Regions from separate parts of the Homo sapiens genome. Here all the other regions are linked to region 1. The links are chromatin contacts, found by Hi-C or POLR2A ChIA-PET in ENCODE. All regions are on one chromosome and are shown on one strand. Each heading gives the region's core, a stretch centred on a gene start or an enhancer-like site at or near the end of the contact. The rest is flanking DNA. Distances are from core to core; before and after follow the strand shown. Region 1 holds the start of TFB1M (transcription factor B1, mitochondrial). Region 2 holds the start of IGF2R (insulin like growth factor 2 receptor). Region 3 holds the start of SOD2-OT1 (SOD2 overlapping transcript 1). Region 4 holds the start of DCPH1 (damage control phosphatase 1). Region 5 holds the start of DYNLT1 (dynein light chain Tctex-type 1).

The links. A loop is a pair of places that touch in the nucleus more often than their neighbours do. ChIA-PET counts read pairs that join two places held with the same protein, here RNA polymerase II (POLR2A). Pooled maps may share reads with other maps.
Region 2: a loop to region 1 is called in a map of CD8-positive, alpha-beta T cell, with 7 times the contacts of the local background. The contact joins the promoter of IGF2R here to the promoter of TFB1M in region 1. A Hi-C loop is called at or near these places in 2 of 168 maps with a recorded cell type or tissue (CD4-positive, alpha-beta memory T cell and CD8-positive, alpha-beta T cell) and 9 of 50 pooled maps.
Region 3: a pooled map shows a loop between it and region 1 (15-fold over the local background). The contact joins the promoter of SOD2-OT1 here to the promoter of TFB1M in region 1. A Hi-C loop is called at or near these places in 7 of 50 pooled maps.
Region 4: a map of B cell shows a loop between it and region 1 (14-fold over the local background). The contact joins the promoter of DCPH1 here to the promoter of TFB1M in region 1. A Hi-C loop is called at or near these places in 3 of 168 maps with a recorded cell type or tissue (B cell and naive thymus-derived CD4-positive, alpha-beta T cell) and 10 of 50 pooled maps. POLR2A ChIA-PET finds 5 or more read pairs at or near these places in 1 of 52 experiments (WTC11).
Region 5: a loop to region 1 is called in a map of B cell, with 10 times the contacts of the local background. The contact joins the promoter of DYNLT1 here to the promoter of TFB1M in region 1. A Hi-C loop is called at or near these places in 1 of 168 maps with a recorded cell type or tissue (B cell) and 9 of 50 pooled maps.

The regions. Positions count from the first base shown.
Region 1 is chr6:155,313,135-155,315,854 of GRCh38, reverse strand. It overlaps TFB1M (transcription factor B1, mitochondrial), which reads left to right and starts at 1,371. Exons shown (of 7, transcript NM_016020.4): 1 at 1,371-1,559. The coding sequence starts at 1,427. RefSeq lists enhancers at 557-606, 1,157-1,206, 288-1,278, 1,277-1,596 and a silencer at 1,027-1,106.
Region 2 is chr6:159,967,773-159,970,492 of GRCh38, reverse strand. IGF2R (insulin like growth factor 2 receptor) reads right to left here and starts at 1,411. Exons shown (of 48, transcript NM_000876.4): 1 at 1,098-1,411. The coding sequence starts at 1,246. RefSeq lists silencers at 791-920, 941-1,220, 1,231-1,850.
Region 3 is chr6:159,760,958-159,763,677 of GRCh38, reverse strand. SOD2-OT1 (SOD2 overlapping transcript 1) reads left to right here and starts at 1,346. Exons shown (of 2, transcript NR_037166.1): 1 at 1,346-1,684; 2 at 2,042-2,720. It overlaps ACAT2 (acetyl-CoA acetyltransferase 2), which reads right to left and starts at 1,633. Exons shown (of 9, transcript NM_005891.3): 1 at 1,536-1,633; 2 at 625-759. The coding sequence starts at 1,590. It also overlaps a transcript of SOD2 not described here. RefSeq lists enhancers at 1-252, 2,321-2,380 and silencers at 1,661-1,810, 1,831-1,890.
Region 4 is chr6:151,451,110-151,453,829 of GRCh38, reverse strand. It overlaps DCPH1 (damage control phosphatase 1), which reads right to left and starts at 1,364. Exons shown (of 5, transcript NM_024573.3): 1 at 1,244-1,364. The coding sequence starts at 1,284. RMND1 (required for meiotic nuclear division 1 homolog) reads left to right here and starts at 1,704. Exons shown (of 12, transcript NM_017909.4): 1 at 1,704-1,814. RefSeq lists a silencer at 1,007-1,126 and enhancers at 1,287-1,736, 1,927-1,976.
Region 5 is chr6:158,643,402-158,646,121 of GRCh38, reverse strand. It overlaps DYNLT1 (dynein light chain Tctex-type 1), which reads left to right and starts at 1,379. Exons shown (of 5, transcript NM_006519.4): 1 at 1,379-1,440. The coding sequence starts at 1,414. It also overlaps a transcript of SYTL3 not described here. RefSeq lists silencers at 1,222-1,451, 1,612-1,941 and an enhancer at 1,065-2,008.

The sequences.
Region 1 (2,720 bases), core at 122-2,621:
TGGCCAGTGAGATCAGAACTCAGAAAAAACACAACTCAGGTTGTCTTCTCTCTGTACTTTGCTGTCTGACTCTGGGCATTGTCAAATGACCTCACCTCCCCTATTTCTTCACAGCAAACTAAGAATAATAATCTCATTCACATGGGACCATTGTGAGGAGTACGGGAAATAATGAATATAACTGTGAAATAATGCTTTGTCAGGTATACTGTGTTTTGGACGATAAGATATCTGAATCAAGAGTTTGTACTTCCAGTCTACATTTTGATGCCACGTTGGGCAAATCTCCTTACCTCTATGGTAGTCATCACTATTTTTTAAAGCTAGGAGATTATCTCAGTTCCTTTTAAAACAGCTTTTATAGAAGGTGGTTGAGTTTTCCACTGGAATTTCAAAGTACTCCTCATTTTTATATCCATACCCATAGTTGTTTCGTTTTCCATTAGCTTTTTTAAAAACTTACTAATTGAGGAACAGAAACTTTAAAATTCATTTGTGATCAACGCAGCAATGTCCAAACATAAGCAGGGTTAAAACAGCAAAATTCTCCCACCTATCAGAGAAACTTTAATTTTTTTTTTTTTTTGCTTCGTTGTTTTTATCTCGTATAACGGAAAGACAGAACTCATATTTCAGTCTTCTCTCTGTTCTTAGCTGTAATCCTAGCAAATCGAATGACCTCTTTACACTGGCCAATTATTCATCTGCCAAATAATAACAGCCACCACTGATCACGTGGGAGCTTACCCAATGCCATGCGTGCACTATGTTCTGAACGTGCACACCAGGCGATCTCTCTCATTTAGTGCTCACAATTTTGAGGTAGACATTAGCTCCATTTAACTGATGAAAAAACTGAGGCTGAACGAAGTTAAAAACCCATCATGCAGCATCTGCAGAGCGGCGGTTCTAAAAACGCCTCACAGTAAGAAAGAATTGCTAACAAACAGTAGCTTTGCCTCTAAGCACCCGCTTTTCCTCTAATATTCACAGACAGGTATTTAGAACGTTAAAGAGCCGGAAGCCCTTGGGAACTTCAGGGCGGGAGTAAACCGGCTGCACCTCTCAGAGCAACTCCTCCGAAAAACCCCACCCTGTCCAGGCCCCGCCTCGTCCCGCCCTCCTGGGCGCTCTCCCCATAGCCCGCCCAGGAGAAGCCTAGTCCACCCGGCTCTCCCCCGGCTCTCACAGGCGGAAGCCGCCGACCACCCAGCCTGCCCTTCTCGCGGCAGGACTTAGCGCATGCGCTCTCAGCACGCCGGGAATTTCCTGTCCGCGGTCATCGCTTCCGGTGGGATAGGTCTGACCAATGGGGCTGACTCCGAGGCGGGCCTTAGGTCTCGCAGGTTCCTCCCCTGCGCGTTTCTTTCGGAGCGGCGGTGAAGGTCCTGGGTGAGGTAGGGTTGGATGGTGCTTGCCGCGTATCATGGCTGCCTCCGGAAAACTCAGCACTTGCCGTCTCCCTCCGTTGCCCACGATTCGAGAAATCATTAAGTTGTTAAGACTGCAAGCAGCGAAGCAGCTATCACAGAATTTCCTCCTGGACTTGAGGCTGACAGGTGGATGGCTTAGCAGTGCTCCCCGGATGTCTCCCCAGTGTCCGTGGGGGCGTGGGCCGGGGGGTCTTGCACGTCCCCGCGGGCGGGTGTCCAGGCACTGGCGTGCGACGGGCTTTTGGTCAGGTCCTTCGACCTCTTTGTATCAGAACTCCGGTCCCACCGCCCAGGAGACACGTGAAGTGCGTTGATTGCTCACAAAACTCCGCGTTCGGGGGGGTGTAGCCTGCCGGCAGGCTGCATAAATGCCAAGCTCCCTAGGGGAGGAAGGGTTCATGGGTCGTGAAAGGCGCTAGTGAATATTGGAATCTGGGTCACTGTGAAATCAATCATTCTGAAATAGTACAGCACATGCTGACTGCAGTTGCTTTACATGCAGTTTAAAGTTACCAGAATTTAAATTGATGCGAGGATTTTATCAATAACTTGGTGAAAAGAGTATCCCTCGTATGATTCGTTTTTTAAACGTTTACCTGTTCAGTCTAAGCCTCGGGGGCGCTAATATTCATTCATAAGTACATATTACACAAGCAACATTGTGCTAGTGCCGGGGGTAGGATATGGGCGTGAACAAGGCGGTGTTTCCTCGAGGAGCTTACTTTTAGCAAGTTTACATTCCCACACCTAATTGTTTAAAGTTACTTTTTATGAGATATAATTTATGTGCAATAAAATTAATAAGTTTGAAGTGCTCAATTTGATGAGTTTTGACGAATGTATTTATATATTGGTTTAACCACCATCACCATTGCTTAGTGATGTTCTATGAGATGAGGTTGCAAAAATATATTACAAATACGTCTACTAAGTCACGGCTGGAGTACTTAGGTTTTGAGATTTTCATATTTCATTCTATTTAGTCCCACTTCAGAAGTTGAAAAGAGCAGTAAATCACACCCAAAAAGTTCATTTTCACTTAAATGAAGCACACTCCAGAAAACATAAAATGTTTTATTTCTTGGACATGTAGTCTTTATTCTGCCTGTACCAATATGACTTTGGATAAAATAATTTAACTCAAGTTTTCTCTTTTTTTTTTTTTTCTTTTTTTAAGATGGAGTTTCACTCTTGTTGCCCAAGCTGGAGTGCAATGGCATGATCTCAGCTCACTGCAACCTCCGCCTCCCCGGTTCAAGTGATTCTCGTGCCTCAGCCTCCCAGGTA
Region 2 (2,720 bases), core at 162-2,661, 4.7 Mb before region 1:
GCTAATAAAACTATCTCTGATGCATGGGAAAAATAAGAACCCCCCCCATAAACCCTACCACAAACTCCAAGTTCAGCCCAAAGTAGGCTCAACTTTGTTTCACTCTGAAAAGTAACTTGTAAAAGTAACTTGTAAAAGTAACAGTAACAGGGAGAAACTGTTGTCTGTTCAAAACTTTTCATCCTGCTTCCTTTTTACCAAAGTTTAAAAAAATAAACAAAAGCTGAATTTTCCATCATCCTAAACAGTCCAGAAAAGGATGGTCAGAAAATTCCTGAAATTCGAAGTTCCCCAGGCCCTGGACTGCTAGCAGTTGCGCGAGGTGAACAGCCCTCGATGGGACTGATGGGTTATACAATCATGGTTCCCAGAGCAAGATCCACTAGAATAATCCGCCCCGGAGACAATGACATCATGTGAGCAACCAGGCAGGAAGTTGGGCTCAGAGAAGTGAAGGGTCAAGTCTTGAAAGCTCACACTGGACGACACCCCCTGCCCCCAATCTAAAGAAGACAAAAGTCACCGCCTGCTAAAAATATATATATATATATATTCTTTAAAGAGAAAATGAGCCCACGGGGGGAAATCAATCAGCAAATGAAACCACAAACACTCAACTCCAGGACCATTCCTGCGGGCTCCAACGCCCCGGTGAGCCTCTCCACACCGAGGGGCCTCACCGGTGCCCCGCTGGCGAAACTCTGATGCAAACGCGCAGCGGGAACAAAGCAAACTGGAGTTCCTGCCTCCAACTTTCCCGGACGCCCGGCCGCGCGAGGGCAGGCGCCGACCCCAAGGGCCGGGGCGACCGCTCCGCACAAAGCCACCCCCGACTCAGCGACAGCCACAAGTGGCCGGACGCGGGGCTCCAGGACCGCCACGACCGCGTGTGCCCCCGCGCCCCCCGCCTGCGCACGGGACCCGGCGGGACTCGCGGACACCACGCAGGCAACTTTCCCTCGGGAACGGGGCGGACCCCGGCGCGGAACGGAGGCGACTTGGAGACCCCAGGAGCTCCTCGAGCGCTCCCCGCCCCCCACGCCGGCCGCTCACCCCGGGCACCGCGAGCGGAGCCTGCGTCCGGGCGGGCCACCCACCTGCACAGCTCGGGGAACGGGGCGGCCTGGGCCTGCGTGGACCCCGGGGCAGCGACGAGCAGCAGCAGCTGCAGCAGGAGCAGAGAGCGCTGCGGGCGGCGGGCGGGCGCGGGCCCCAGGTGGGGGCTCCGGCCGGCGGCGGCCCCCATCGCGCCGGGCCCGGACTGCGCGGCGGGCGCGAGGCTAACGGCGCGCGACTGCTGGGGGCCGCGCCCGGGACGGGGTCGCGCCGCCAGGGCAAAGGCGGAGGTGGAGACGGAGCGGGAGCCCGAGGTGAGCGCGGCTCGACTGGGCTCGGCGACAGCGACAGCGGCAGCGGCGGCCCCGGAACCGCGTCACGTGACAGCCGCCCGGCACCGCCCCCCCACCCCCGCCCCCCGCTCACGTGACTCCCTTGTTCAGGTGACCCCCGCCCGCCCCGGCTCCTCCCAGGCCCGGGTCACGTGAGCGCAGCGCGCGGGACAGGAAGCGGCGCGGGCGGGGCGCAGGCTCCAGGTGCCTCCCGGGGCCTGAGCCTCTCGGCGGGCTGGGCGCGGCGGGGGTGCCTAGCCGGGCCTCAGTTTCCCCTCCCACCGCGCCCTGCTGGATCGTGGCGGGTGCTTCCCAGGTTAGAGCAACTGTTCCCAACCTCGATCGACCAGTAGGGGAAAATAGGGAACTTGGATCAAAGTGCCAGGGAGGTAAATGCCTTCGCACAGCCTAGTGGCAGCGGATCCGTGGGGGGTGGGAACACACTTTAACTGCCCGTGGAGTCAAATCATGGGGGTTTACAACCTTGGCCCGTCAGAGCCTCTCAGACCTTCTGTGGGAATGTTATTTCCCAAGCGTGGGCTTCCTACAGCAAGGAAGGCAGCACAAATCCAGCAAGGTGAAAGAGTGGACAAAAGTGTCGCTGTCAAGCAAGTGCCACTCAACAAAGCTTTATTAATTCACTACGTGGATGGCCATGAGCTAGCCACAATGAAAGTAGAACGATGAATCTAAAAGTCTTGAACTAAAAAAATTCACTTTCTTTTAGAGTAAATATACAAAATAATCATGACTGAAAATAGTAATCATCATCATCATAAAAGCTCATCTTTTTTAGTGCTTATTCCATACCAGACACTGCTAAGCATGTAAGCATGAATCTTTAAAAACCTATGAGATGGGAACCTACTTATAGATGAGGAATTGAGGCACAAGGATACTCAGTGACTTACTCAAAGACACTCTGGGATGTGGCAAAGCTGGAATTCAAACACATATAAATAATCATGACCCAATAATAGCTAACATTTCTTGAGCAAGTAATTATGTACGAAGTACTGAAGTGTTCGGACACTGTGATTTAGCTCATTTAATCCTAACAGTCCTGTAAGAGGGGGTGCCTTTATTGCATCCGTTTTGCAGATAAGGAAAGTGAGGAATGGAGAAATTAAATAACTAGTTAGTCTTGCAGCTAGTAAGTGAAAAAGCCCGGGTTTGAGCCCAAGCCAGTCACAGGCCTGTGACATAACCACCGTGCTATTAATATATTGCCCAAGAAAAGAAAGTGTTGTAGTGGGTCAAAGGGAGAGCTCAGGTGTAAACTGTGGACGTCGAAAAAGGGTTTGTGGTGACCGGGCGCGGTGGCTCGCGACT
Region 3 (2,720 bases), core at 97-2,596, 4.4 Mb before region 1:
ACAGAGAGAGACTCCGTCTCAAAAAAAAAAAAAAAAAAAAAAAAAAAAGGAAAAGAAAAGGCAGTGTAGGTGGTGTAGGTCAGTGGTCTAAGTTCATTCACAAAAAGCATATTAATGAAGCTAAGTCTTTTTGTTTGTTTAGAGAAGGGGTCTCACTCTGTCACCCATGACGGAGTGCAGTGACACAATCACTGCAGTCTCAAACTCCTGGGCTCAAGTGATCCTCCCACCTCAGCCTCTCCAGTAGCTGGGAGGCACAGGCCATCATACCTGGCTATTTTATTTTTTGTAGAGACGGGGTCTTGCTTTGTTGCCCAGGCTAGTCTCAAACTTCTGGACTCAAGTGATCCTTCCTCCTCCGCCTCCCAAAGTGCTGGGATTACAGGCGGGAGCCACCCTGCCTGGCCAAGAAGCTGAGTCTCAAGCTGGATAGAAGCTACTGACAGGGCTGGAAGAAGGGGGCCAACAGGAGGAATCATAACAGAGGGAACTCTGAGCAAAAGCAAGGAGGCAAGAACTTGAGTGAGTGAGAGAGTGTGTGAGTGTGTGAGAGTGTGTGTGTGTGTGTGTGTTTATGGGCTGTTTCTAATAAGCCTGACTTCTCCTGGAATCACTGAGACTTACCTGCTGCCAAGACATGTCCAAAGATGACCTCAGACACATCTTCCGGAGCCACAGTGGCCCTCTTCAAGACTTCTTTGATGACAGTGGAGCCCAGGTCCTGGACAGGAACAGCAGCTAAGGCACCATTGAAGGAACCTACAATAGAAAGGCGGAGAGCGTGGACATCACAAGCCTGCGGGTAATACGGGAACCACCTACGAGCAGGGGAGCCTCATGACCCTGTTTGGCAAGGCCACGCGAGGAGGCAGTGCCCTCTCCTCCCACACGTTCCTACACCTGCTGGTCTGAGCAAAGGTCAAGGTGGGTGCCACAACTCGCAGCAGCCGAGGGCTGGACAGGCGACCTCCAGAACGGCCTAGGGACGCCGCTGTAGCCCTTCTATTTCCCCAAATCCGAAGGACTGGATGCGACCCCATGCTTCCCAAACAAAAGGAACCGGCGGGTCAAGGGCGTTGAAAACCATGCGGCACGAAGGAGACGAAGTCACGACTTCTAGCCATTGTGTGACAGCCCGACCCCAGCCCAAAGCCGGGCTCAGACCACCTAGCAGTTCCGCCCCTGCCGCAGGCATTACCGATGGCGCCTCCCGGAGCCGGCCAATCAGGGGCCCCGGAGGAGAACACCTCCCTACGCCAACCAATGGGAGAGGCAGGCCACGCGATGGCTCTACCCCGGGAGCCAATCCAAGCACGAGGGACGGAGTGCGCACATCGGGAGAGGAGAGGGTGGGGCTGTAGCACCAGGTCAGGGAACGCGGGAGCCGCAGGGTTCCAGGGATCCCGCGGCTCCTCGCGGCTTGGCCTGACCGGCTTCCTCCACATACGCCCCTCTCCTACACAAGTCCGGCCCTCGGCGCTCCTGCCGAAGCAGCAGGCGCCTCGGACTCTGCGCGGCTCCCGCCGGCCACTCACCTATGATGGTCCGCGCCGCCGAGACGATGACCACAGGATCTGAGCCTGCATTCATCTTGCTTCTCCTGCCGCCGTCTGCCCTGCGCTGCCTGCAAGCTAGGCAAAGCTCCTCCTCGCAGCCCACAGGCCTGCCGCGGGCGGGACCTGAGGTAGCCCCGCCCCTCGCCCTCCACCTCCCCGCGCACCACCTCCCCGCGCATCCCACTGTGCGCAGGCGCAAGGCCGGAGCAGGGGCGGGCGGAGGCGCGCGGGGCGCGGGGCGCGGGGCGCGGGGCGGAAGTGAGGCCGGGGCGCGGGGCGCGGGGCGGAAGTGAGGCCGGGGTCTGGGCTTGCGGGCAGAACCGCGGACCTCGGACGCATTTACAGAGCGCCTGAAACCCCAGTGTTTCTGGACACCCCAATGTTGGAGTTCCCCGACTTGACGTCTTGGGCTTTTTTTTAAAAAATCTTAGGGTTTCTCGAAACAGTAAAGACTGGGGGGTGACAAAGACTTATCTCTCGTTCAGCTCAGGACTGGAATCCCACGGGCGAGAATCTCGAGTGCGAGCCCGGCCCGCGGCGGGTCTCAGCACAGCTCTGATGGGTCCTTTTGCTCTCGGCGGCTTCGGGAGGTCCTATGCGTTTCTCCTGGCGCCAGTCATTCGCTCGCGTGAGGGGCTTGCTAGGAGCGTCTCGGTGCGAGCCCCCTGCCTTCTAAGATCAACTCTGGCTGTGAACGGGTGAGGACGCCGGGAGCGTCTTAGCGTCACAAAAGTTCCTTTGGTTGACGTTTGGACAGTGAAAGGAGCATGTAACAAGTGGGGTCAGTTTTGTTTAAAACCCTTTCTGACTTCCCAGCCTCTTACTGGGCAAAGTTCATAATTTTTCTGAGCTTTCTAGGGTTTCCAGGCAAGCTTATGAGGGGCCACCGTTACAGCAACTTGTTGGGAACACCTGGATAGTGGAACAAGAAAGCTTTGTCACAAAGTCATGAAGGGGAAAACTGTTGACGGACCTGGAGAATCTTCCTGAAGAACTTTAAAGTTGATTGAAAGAATCATTAAATCCTGGAAACCTACATTAAGACTTTGCAGAGATATGCGGATGGGTCAGATAAATCAGAGAAGGTAAAGAGTGTAGGCCCCAGAGGTGGGGCAATAGAGAAGGAAAAAAATTGCATAACAGTGCAATTTCAGGAGAAATCTT
Region 4 (2,720 bases), core at 115-2,614, 3.9 Mb after region 1:
TTTATTCATACAAAACCCAAGATTTACAGATTATCATTTTATATCATTCTAAGGAAATACATGATACAGGTAGAAAAAAAGCTTTATTTGGTGGAGAAATTCTGTGCAGTTTTAAATATAGAGCACAGAGCTTAGCTGACTAGTGTTTTTATCTCCAGATCACAGGAGACAATTGTTAAATTACTAGATTGTAACTTGGGTATTTCTTCAAAAGGTTTCCTCAAATGATAGCTATAGAACTTTAAGAAAAAAACTGCACACACTTTCCGACTCTGTGGTGCTTTCAGTACCACCCAAAACAGTGATTAGGTTTTAATGCGCATAATAACTACGTTGATCAGAATTTAATTTTTAAAAATCATTAATAAAAGAAATCACTAATACCTCAGAGGGTGAGCAGGAACATTAAATCAACTGTCACTTGAATTTTCCCAGGCAGTAGGTATAGTAAGTCCTTTTTTGAGATTTTACTTTAATTGGAAAGTATTACTGTTTTCCTAACTACTACATTTCCTGCACCTCTGGAACAAAGTCTCTGGCCAGGACTGGAGTGAGGCCAGAAGCCCTAGGGCGCAAAATTGAAGGAGATACTCTCTATACTTGCATGACCTGAAACAGTGACTGCCTCAATTTGGGGCCATTGGCGCCACTTTGTTGGCCTCAACCTACTTTCTGCCCAGGTTTATTTTCTTCAAAGTGTTCTCGTCTTTTGCAATATTTTGAAGTAAGGACAAATTTCAAATATAAATTTGGCCATTCGATTTATGCAAATGGATGTTATTTGCACGGTCACCCACAACTTTACCCAAGAATCAGTAGCGTGACGACTATAAAGCAAAAAACTAGACAGTTCTTACTGTGAGATTACGATTTGATCAACAACAGGGAGAAACCCGTTTCTTAATAGCGCTGAGATCCCCAACTCTTACGCAGAATTTTAACGCCCCCAAAGCGCGTCTATTAAAGTGAATAAATAAAAAGTGACCGCCAGGAACAGACCGCGAAGCTGACCCCTGTCCTGATCCTTACGAGCAGCCGCCGCGGGCAGGCTCCCTCCCCGGGGCCGCCTCCCTTCGCCTCCGAGCCAGTCCGCGAAACCCGCAAAGGCGCCCCGGAAAGCCGCGCCCGGCGGCGGGACTCGAACGCAGCCCACCGGGGAGCGGGCGCCCTCCGCTTAGTCCCCACAGGCTCCCGGCGAGGCCCGGCTTTCCGCAAAAGTGGGGAGGAGAAAAGCTAGACTAACCCCACGTCCTGTCCTGAGAGAGACGCCGGGACGACAGCCATCACTTTCCGCGATCCCGGCCGCAAAGCTCGGCTGTTCAATCGCCGCAGAAACAGAGGCGGTACCGCCGCGAAGGAGGAGCTGAGAATGGGGGTGGTGTGGCTTTAAAAAAAAAGTGCTTTTGAATAAAGAAACTTTATTTGGTGCCCGATCAAACGGCAAACAGTGGCTCGCCAGAAGACCCAATCTTCCGGGGACGAAGGCGGGGCCAGCGGAGGGCGACTAGAGGAGCGGATATGGAAGCGAGCGAAAGCCGGAAGCAGGCAAGGGACCGGGAGGTCCCAGGGCCTAGGGAGCGGAAGAGGTCGCGGCGACGCGGCTCACGTGGTCAGACAGTCACGTGGCCCGAGTTTCTCCCGCTAAGTGGGACCAGAGTTCAGTGCGGCTGCGCAGTAGCGGGGGTGGGCGGGAGCGCCCTTCCAGGAGATGGGTTGGCTGCAGTAGTGAGAGGCTGGGGGTGCGGCTCTTTCCCTGCAGTCCTGCCGAGGAAGCGTGCGTCCCTGGCGCTTCCTTCTTCTCTTCCGGCGGAGAGGTTAGTGTATTGCCTTTTCTTTAGCAGCTCGAGTGGTCCGGCTTGGAGGTCTGCGCCCTGGCTCCTGGCCGCCCGGAACGTGTACAGTTACGGGTTACGCCAGTGCGGCTGTGACCCTTTGCCTCTTACCGTGATCTTTGGTCAGCTTAGCTGGGAGTAAAAAGCACTCAATTAATGAACCCTTTTTTTGAGCCAGTGCACCGCGGTAACTGTAGAAATCGATAAAATAATTTTGAGTTTGAGGAATTGAACGGCATACTCCCAAAGATGAGCGCCACTTAGCTCTCGAATCGTAGCCTAGCTGTAATCGATTTTCTTAATTGGTGTAATTGTTCTCTAAAAGTTGAAATGTGCCCGGGAACTGAGTAACTGCCTTGTATTTCATTTTAAAAATTCGATCGAATGCCTACTATGTGCTGGGCGCTATTGTCAGGAGATATAATAGGAAAAAACACAAATCCGTATCCTCAGGGAGCTTCCATTCTGGAAGGAAGACACAAAAATCTGCCCTTTCCTCTTATTTTTTTCCTTTAGCTTTGTGTCTCACGTATTTTACTGATTTACCTCGTTTTGTCTGTCACTCCCAATGCAAGGTTCAAAAGATTCAAAAGATAGGATTTTTGTCTATTTTATTTTCAGCTGTATTGTCAGCAACTAGGACAATACCTGGCACATGATAAGAACTGAGTTCGTTTGCAGTATGAATTAATAAACTAAAAATTAAAGGTGTGCAAGTGATGTTAAACAATGGAGAAATGCAAAGTGGAGGAAGATAAGAGAATGGATGCTGGTTGTGTTTTTTTTTTTTTTTTTTTTTATTGATCATTCTTGGGTGTTTCTCGCAGAGGGGGATTTGGCAGGGTCATAGGACAATAGTGGAGGGAAGGTCAGCAGATAAACAAGTGC
Region 5 (2,720 bases), core at 130-2,629, 3.3 Mb before region 1:
TAATTGTGTAGCTATTATGTGCCAGGCACAATGTGGAAGGAAGGGGATACATTAGTGAATAAAACAGATCCTTCCTGCATGGTACTTAGTTTCTAAATGGAGACACACCATCAACAAGCAACCATAAATACGTTCTTGCAAACTGAGAGAAGTGCTATGAGGAAAATGTACAGGATGCAGGGGTGGAGGATGAGGAGGTCGGCTACCTTAGATGCCGTGGTCACAGAATGGCTCTCTGTAGGAGATTTTGAGCTAAGATATGTTAAAAGTTTAGTCATCCAAAGATCACTAAGATTAGTCTATAGTCTGACAACTTAGTAACTATTGACTTATGGCAGGGCAGAATGGGTGAGGGGAGGGAGGAGTCGTTGGGTTAGGTTCCTCTTGAAGGGCTCTAATAAGACCCTGATAGACCGACCAGGTTACAGTCCGATGGTCATAATCCAGATGAGAGATATCAATCTTTAACTGGGGTCCCGAGCATATGGGGTAGAAATAACAAGGGTTGTTGATGGATTAGATGTGGGATTTGAAGTTTAGGTCTACCAAATCCCTGGGACCCTTGCAGTCAGCTCTTTCTTGGGGAATGGGAAGTGGGTTCCAGCAACCTGAATTCAAGTGCATGACGAAACCAGAAAAAGCAAACGCCAAAATCAAAACTCGGAGCCTCAGAATACCTGCCAATAGATGCATATGCCCCAGCTTTCCGTGGAGGGCAGTTTACCAGAGCCCAGTGCAATTCCTAATTTCCATAAAGAACCCACATACAAATAAAGTCTGTCTAGTTCACTATGGTTAAGGTAGTCAGGAAGTGTGCCACATTTTACAAAATTTTCCACCCAAAATGTTTTTTTTTAATGGTGCTTAAAGGAAAAATTCTCATTTACCTGGAAAACTTAACTCCCCAAAGGGAAGTTTCGTTCAGATAGCTAAAGCATGCCAATCCCAGTCCCCAAGGGAACTGCAACAACGTCTCACCGGGCGCACTGCCTTCAGCAGTCACTTTCGAGTTTGTTGCCAGGTGTCCGAGCGGGTTTGAACGTCCGCGTCAATCCACACAGTACAAACCGGAGGAGGGGCCGGGACCACGCTTCCCCTCCAGGACTGCCTTTTGTACGTGTGTTTTGTTTCTGTTGCTAAGGTTTAGGGAGCTGCCCGGCTACCCTCACGGATTCCCATGGAAACTACCACCTCCCAGAGGACAGGAGGAGAGGCGAATTCAGGGTCCACCCACGGGCCCCGCCCAGGGATGGGGTCACTGAGGGTCCGGGCAGCGAAGGGCGGGGCCCGGGAGCTGGGCATGGGCGAGGCAGGCGCGAGAGGAGAGGGGCGTGGCAGGTCCGGGGCGGGGCCTGAGTGCGCCTGCGCAGTCCGCGCCACTCAGGGAGCCGGAGGGGACGCGCCGGAGGAAAGATGGAAGACTACCAGGCTGCGGAGGAGGTAACCGCCGGGTCGGCGACGGAAGGGTGGAGGCCTAGAGCCCTGGCCGCGGAAGGACACGCGGTCCTGCCCGGAAAGGCCTGGCTGCCCACCTCCTTCAGCTAGGCCAGTCTCGGCAGCCCACGGCCTGAGCTTCCCGGTCGCCGGCGCTCCGCCCGGCCCCATTCTGCCCGGACATTGCCGCCGTTTCCCCGGCGCGGGGGGCGGGAAGGGGATTGAGCTTCTTCCCGCGCGGGGAGGCACCGGGCGTGACTCGGAGAGAGCGCCCCGGTGAGCGGTGCCGAGAAACCTTCCCGCAGGGCCTCGCCTCCGGCCCGCAGCCAAGCTCGCCGAGAGGATGACATCACCGCCCCTTGCTCTGCGGGGCTGACCCCAGCCCCAGCCCCAGCCTGGAGCGGGGCGCGGCGGCCGGGCTGGGAGCGCCGAGGCTTGGACGTCTCCCCGCGGAGGTGCGGGTGACGCTCCCGCCGCCAGCCCCTCCGCCCCGGGCTGGCGTCCCGGCCATCCCGCGCCTTTGTCTCGGGCCTCACCTGGTTCTGCAACGCTGGGAATGAGTAGCACATTTCATTTCCGTTTAATATGTCTGTAAGAAAGCTCATTGTTGTGGGGAAAAAATCATCTTTTATGCCTCCTTGAGGAAGTAGGATAAAGCCCACGATGTCGCCAAGCAGAAGACACCCATCGGCACCGTGTGCGTTAAATGGCTTTCCTTCAAGCTCACGGTCATTCGGGGAATAGAGCTGATGGGCGCAGCTGAGATACAACACTCATTTTCTTCTTACTGAATAATCCTTGTTGAAATTCAGATAGAGCCCTATGGATTTATTATGCAGCCTGTCAAAAATATAAACTATAGATACATTTGGTAAGGTTGGATATCTTACCATTTATGAAATTTAGTGGCTGGGCGCAGTGGCTCACGCCTGTAATCCCAGCACTTTGGGAGGCCTAGGCGGGCGGATCACCTGAGGTCAGGAGTTCGAGAGCAGCCTGACCAACATGGAGAAACCCCGTCTCTTTTAAAAATACAAAATTAGCCGGGCGTGGTGGCGCATGCCTGTAATCCCAGCTATTCGGGAGGCCGAGGCAGGAGAATCCCTTGAACCTGGGAGGCAGAGGTTGCCGTGAGCCAAGATCGCGCCATTGCACTCCAGCCTGGGCAACAAGAGCGAAACTCCGTCTCAAAAACCAAAAAAAAAGAAAAAAATTTCGTTTAAGGAGGAATGTTTTCAGGGAAAATAAAACTAAAACTTAAGGACTGATTCTAGAGTTTCAGTTTT